Regions from separate parts of the Homo sapiens genome. Here region 2 is linked to region 1. A link is a contact called in ENCODE Hi-C or POLR2A ChIA-PET data. All regions are on one chromosome and are shown on one strand. The core of a region is the stretch at or near the end of the contact, and the rest is flanking DNA. Distances in the headings are between cores, read along the strand shown. Region 1 holds the start of LANCL2 (LanC like glutathione S-transferase 2). Region 2 holds the start of ZNF713 (zinc finger protein 713).

The links. A loop is a pair of places that touch in the nucleus more often than their neighbours do. ChIA-PET counts read pairs that join two places held with the same protein, here RNA polymerase II (POLR2A). Pooled maps may share reads with other maps.
Region 2: a map of CD8-positive, alpha-beta T cell shows a loop between it and region 1 (27-fold over the local background). The contact joins the promoter of ZNF713 here to the promoter of LANCL2 in region 1. A Hi-C loop is called at or near these places in 14 of 168 maps with a recorded cell type or tissue (B cell, CD4-positive, alpha-beta T cell, CD4-positive, alpha-beta memory T cell and 8 more), 11 of 37 single-sample maps with no recorded cell type and 31 of 50 pooled maps. POLR2A ChIA-PET finds 5 or more read pairs at or near these places in 1 of 52 experiments (Panc1).

The regions. Positions count from the first base shown.
Region 1 is chr7:55,363,718-55,366,781 of GRCh38, reverse strand. It overlaps LANCL2 (LanC like glutathione S-transferase 2), which reads right to left and starts at 1,445. Exons shown (of 9, transcript NM_018697.4): 1 at 553-1,445. The coding sequence starts at 756. RefSeq lists enhancers at 1-220, 251-710, 1,331-1,520 and a silencer at 841-1,260.
Region 2 is chr7:55,885,978-55,888,726 of GRCh38, reverse strand. It overlaps ZNF713 (zinc finger protein 713), which reads right to left and starts at 1,271. Exons shown (of 7, transcript NM_182633.3): 1 at 1,047-1,271. RefSeq lists a silencer at 1,071-1,120 and an enhancer at 1,241-1,580.

The DNA of each region.
Region 1 (3,064 bases), core at 196-2,695:
TGTTGTTAATCTGTTTTATGTCAATGTAACGCTCTGACCCACCTCGCGACACTAAGAAAGTCAAGTTTGGCCTCCCCTTACACCCGCTTCCCATTTCTGGGCACACAGACAGTACGGACAATGCTTCTTTGTCGGCGAGAGCCCAGGGACCAGATATGGCCAAGGAAATCCAGCCTCCAGGCCACTTCTGAGGAGCAGGTAGCCGGCGGAGCGCTCCGCCGCGCAGGGGCGGGAGGTGTCCGCGGGCCTCACGAGTGCACAAGCCCGCATTGCGAAGCGCCGCTCGGGCCAAGAAGGAAAGCGCACTGTCCGCGTATTTCAAAGGCGCGTTGGGGCCAGGAGGGCCGAACTGCTGGAACGTGGTTCATGCAGCTGAAGCCCACGGACCCTAAGCGCGGCTCATCGGGAAGGCCCGGAGACAGGTGCTAGGCGCTATCATCCCGCGCCCTCCCAAGCCCGGCGCGCGCCTGTGACGTCACGCCTGGCGGAAGGTGGACGCTACCACCGCCGCGCTCCCCCTCCGGCGCCTCTGCGGCCAGGCCGCCGACTCACCTTCCCGTCCTGATGAAAAGGGAGGCCGGGCTCATCCGTGGTCGCCGGGGGACGAACACAGCCTGTCTCTTCGGCCGCTCCGGAGGCGAGCAGCGCCCCGGCGGCGGCCTCGTAGTCCGGGAAGGGGTTGACGAACGCCCGTTCCTCCATTTCTGCCTCCCCTCCCAGGTGGAGCTTCAGCCTCTTTGACATGGTCTCGCCCATCTCCGCCGCGGTACGGCGCGCGGGCGGGGACAAACCTCCTGTCCCGGCGCTGCAGCTCGCCCCGCCGCCGCCTCCTCCGAGGGCCCGCGCAGAGAGCGTCCTCTAGGAGGAGCGAGGCCGCGCGCTGGCGGGAGGAGCGGGGCGTCTGAGCGTGCACTGCCTCGTCGCGGGCTGCTCGCACATCAGGCGGCCGCAGAGGCGGTGGGCGCTGTGCCTCTGCCCTGTTCCTGGCGCCTTTGCCCTGCTCCCGACGGAGAGGAGCGGGCTCGCGGGAGCGCCCAGCGGCTCACAGCCTGCTCGCGCCTCCTCGCACCTTCCCCGTGGCCCGCAGAGCCCGTCCGCGGCGACGCGCACGGCCGGGGCTGGAGTCCCGGGGTGGGGATCGCTGCGCCCGGCCAGCCCCCTCCGCGATTTCCAAAGAAAACCGAACGCCCGCTAGGGCCACGCTCCCGCGGGGAAAACCTGTAGAGAAGAGGTCGCTGTCACTCAAGGTGTGTGCGCGTCGCCGACCGGGGCGAGCTCAGCCCCTGGCGCGCCGTCGTCAGCCTGCATTTCACCGGCCCCTGCTGCGCCAGCCCAAAGGAATAGCAGCAGTTCTTTGTTTGATATTAAGAAGAAAAAAAAAATCTCTTCTAAAGAACAGAATTTCAAAACAGTCTAAAACACTGCAAGGCTAGTCTCCGAGGGATGGGGGAGGGAGACAGTCCCTCCTATTCATCACTGTTGGAGGGGGGTGTCTGGGAGGAGGAGCCACAGGCCTTTTTTTTTTTCTTTTTATGTTTTATGTTCACTCCCTTTGTTTTGAATAAATGGACATCTTTGATACCGGGACATAAAATGAAAGCATACTTAATTATCCAAACATTTTATCGACCAGAAAGAGTCCTCCAGTGTTAATTGGCAAAGATCATAGTATGTATTATAAAAAGGACACAAGCAACCAGATCTTTACATTTATGTAATCGTGATGTGGTTTACTTCAGTCTTCATTGGTTCTCTTTATTTTTATTTGTTTGGACCAAATACGTGTAATGATTTCTGCTCCTTGAGGAAAATGTCTTATTTCCGTTTTCTTCCGCTCAGTAAACGTTGATTGAGCACCAAATGGTACTAGGTGATGAAGAAATAAGAGATTAAAAAGATAGTTTTGGCTCTCTGGGGATTCCCAGTTATTGGGTGAGAAAAGCAAGGATTACAGCATAGCTGATGTAGGTGCTTTTCTGGAAGCAAGCAAAAATACACGTTAATGTAAAAAGTGACATGATGAAGAAAAACACAGTGCCGAGCACAGGGAAGGCTCGGTTCCTCCTGCCTCCGTGGCCTCGGTGGAATGATGTGGGAAAGTCTGGCTTCCCACTACCTCTTCTAGTGTCCCCCCAACCCCACAGGGCTGGACATGTGAAACACACCCCACCAAGAACATGACCATGGGAAGGTACAGTGTAGAAGAAAATCATTTTAAAGGGGGTACTCAGCATAACTATCTTCAAAGTTCAGGGAAACAGAACAGATACAACAGGATGAGTGTTATAGCAGCATCCCTTAGCTCCACTTTCCTGCTTTCCCCTTTCCTGGGGTCTTTTCTCCCACCAAATTTTCATACCTAGACGGTGTAGGAAAATCCACTCCAGGAACTACTGATGCCGACATGCTCTAGGAGCCATCCTTATCCCACCACAGGGACTTAACTAGACAAAATAACCCACGGTGATATTCCCCAAAGTCTGGGGAACTATCACGCCTTGGACAGGTACAGCAGAAACGTCCACTGCGGGCTTTGTTAGGCTAAGCCTAGTGAATTCTCAGCTCTCCCTACCCAGGAGGGAGGTGAAGATTGTCTCTTCTTCCTGCAGTCTGCTGGTGGATAACTGGCAACTGTTGGCAAGTACAGAAACCTGTCCTAAAGAAAACCAATATTTTCAAAAGCTGAAAAATCGAAACCCAATTTAAGGAGTCGGCATATTTTCCTAAATGCTCTCTTATCGGCAGATCCCCTGCCCTCCTGGACAGCTCACTGACACTATTTTATGGAGAAGTGGTAGGTTCCCTTTCTTCAGCCTCCTGTCCCCTGGGGGTTTTTTAATGCAGAGCACAGGGGATTCCCTTCTGCGGCCCTTTTACACCCAGGGCTATCTTCCCCCGTGGCCACTCTTGAGCTCTTGAGTAGTACAGAGACCTTGGTCAGTGCCTTGAAATTACAACTTTATTTTCCTTAGGACAAGCCAAATTCTTAGGACACCCTCCCCACTCTTCTGTGTAAGAGAAGGGCAAGAGGACATACATGCCGGCCCAAAGCACACCCAAGGAG
Region 2 (2,749 bases), core at 22-2,521, 520 kb before region 1:
ATTCAGTGCAGAAACTGTCAGGGCAGTGACAGAATCTAGAAACAGCTGGCCGAACGCCGTGGCTCATGCCTGTAATCCCAGCACTTTGAGAGGCCAAGGCGGGAGGATCACTTGCGCTCAGAGACCAGCCTGGGAAACATGGTGAGACCTGGTCGCTAACAACAACAACAACAACAAAAAGCCGCACGTGGTGGTGCACACCTGTGGTCCCAGCTACTGAGGAGGCTGAGGAAGGAGGAGCTCTTGAGCCCAGGCGTTTGAGGCTGCAGTGTGCCATGATGGTGCCACTGCACTGCAGCCTGGGTGATAAAGTGAGATCCTGTCTCAAAACAAAAACATAAATAAACAGAAACACATCTGAGCATACACACGCCTGCAAAATGTAATAAAAGTGTCACTGCAATTCCGTGGAAAAGTGACTCAACGGATAACAGCAAGGCAATGAGAGAAAAAGGTAATCTCTACCTAACCCCTTACCACAAATATCATACTCAATGAAATACAGATAAAAAGGAGAAAAAGAAAATATTTTAAAAATTCTTTAAACGTATTATAAGAAAATAAAGCCGAACGTTTGCATAATCCTGAGATGAGGAAAAACTTTCCCCCAAAATGACACCTATGGACGCTTGCCCAAAAATAAACTGCAAGTTTTTCTTCAGCCTCAGAGTCATTCCCAGATAGTAGAAGACAATGTGTTTATAATATTGGAACGGGTAAGACCTTCCTATAAAAGACCAAAAATCTGAAAGGGACACGGGGCGGGTGACAGGAATGGGGACAGCGGGGACAGCGGCCGCCCCTCCCGCCACCTGCCGCCTCCCGCCGCCGCCGCCGCCCGCCGCCGCCGCCGCCGCCGCCGCCCGCCGCCCGCCGCCGCCGCCGCCCGCCGCCCGCCGCCCGCCGCCCGCCGCCCGCCGCCCCCCGCCTCCGCCCCCCGCCTCCGCCCCCCGCCTCCGCCCCCCGCCTCCGCCCCCCGCCTCCGCCCCCCGCCTCCGCCCCCCGCCTCCGCCTCCCGCCTCCGCCTCCTCCCGGCGCGCACTCACCTCCGCAGACAAAGGGCGCTTCGGCAGGCTCCGCCCCCTGACGCCGCCGCCGCCGCCGCCGCCGCCGCCGCCGCCGCCGCGGTGGACCCGGGAGGGAGAAGGTGCCGAGGGCCCCGCAGCCTGAGCCAATGACGCCCGGTGACTGGGCTCCTGGGGCCGGTCCAGCCACCGGCGCGCCAGACCTGCTCTGAGGACAGCCTCCCCGCAATGGCGGCGCAAGACGCTGGCCTCAGATCCCCAATACGCATGCGCTGGCGGCGCTCCGAGCCTGCTTCCTTCATCGCAATCCTCATCGCCGGGGCTCCTGACTCCCACCAGCTTTCCCGGGTCTGTTTTTCATCGGGACTATGCGGACCCCGGGGACCGCGGCCTCGAGCCTTCCCAGAATTTTCCGGTCCTAGAGGAACGAGGGGGACGGGCCGAGGACCCGTCCCTTCGTCCCTGCCAATTAGAAGCGTTGGACTGTCCATCTCCATGGTGACGACACAAGCCTTCCTTTCAGTCCTGGAATCACCCCTCCTTCCCATCAATTTCATATTGATGAAACTCAAAATATAATGATGATGATGTTATTGGCCGGGCGCGGTGGCTCACGCGTGTAATCCCAGCACTTTGGGAGCTTGAGGCTGGTGGATCACCTGAGGTCAGGAGTTCGAGACCAGCCTGGCCAATATGGTGAAACCCCCGTCTCTAATAAACGTACAAATATTAGCTGGGCGTGGTGACGGGCGCCTGTAATCCCAGCTATTCCGGAGGCTGAGGCAGGAGAATCGCTTAAATTCGGGACGGGGAGGTTGCAGTGAGCAGAGATCACATCATTGCACTCCAGCCTGGGCAGCAGAGTAAGACTCCATCTCAAAAAAAAATACAATAATGATATCATTATATCATTATATAGTATATGCTACTGATGCGAAGAATGGAATTTTATTTTATTTATTTATTTATTTATTTTTTGAGACGGAGTCTTGCTCTGTGGCCCAGGCTGGAGTGCAGTGGTGAGATCTCCGCTTACTGCAAGCTCCGCCTCCCGGGTTCATGCCATTCTCCTGCCTCAGCCTCCCAAGTAGCTGGGACTACAGGCGGCCACCACCACGCCCAGCTAATTTTTTTTTTATTTTTATTTTTAGTAGAGATGGGGTTTCACCGTGTTAGCCAGGATGGTCTTGATCTCCTGACCTCGTGATCCCCCTGCCTCGGCCTCCCAAAGTGCTGGGTTTACAGGCTTCAGCCATCGCGCCTGGCCAAAGAATGGAATTTTTTTAGGCGTAACATTTTGCTTAATTGGAGTTCGGAGTTAGTTAGTTTTTTTTGTTTTATTTTGTTTTGTTTTTCAGACAGGGCCTTGTTCTGTCACCCAGGCTGGAGGGCAATGGTGCCATCATGGCTCAGTGCAGCTTCAAACTCCTGGGCTCAAGCATCCTCCCGCCTCAGCCTCCCCAGTAGCCAGGATTACAGCAGCCCTGAGCCACTGCGCCCTGCTAATTTTTAAAACTTTTTTGTAGAGATGGGGATCTCACTATGTTGTCCAGGCTGGTCTTGAACTCCTGGGCTCAAGGGATTCTTACTCCTCAGGCCCCCCAAGGTGCTGGGATTACAGGCATCAGCACTGTGCTAGGCCCCAGAGTTAGTGTTCTTCAGCATCAAAATTGTGTACATCTGTTTCTACCGGTTATAATGAGATTTTACATATTTCATCTTTG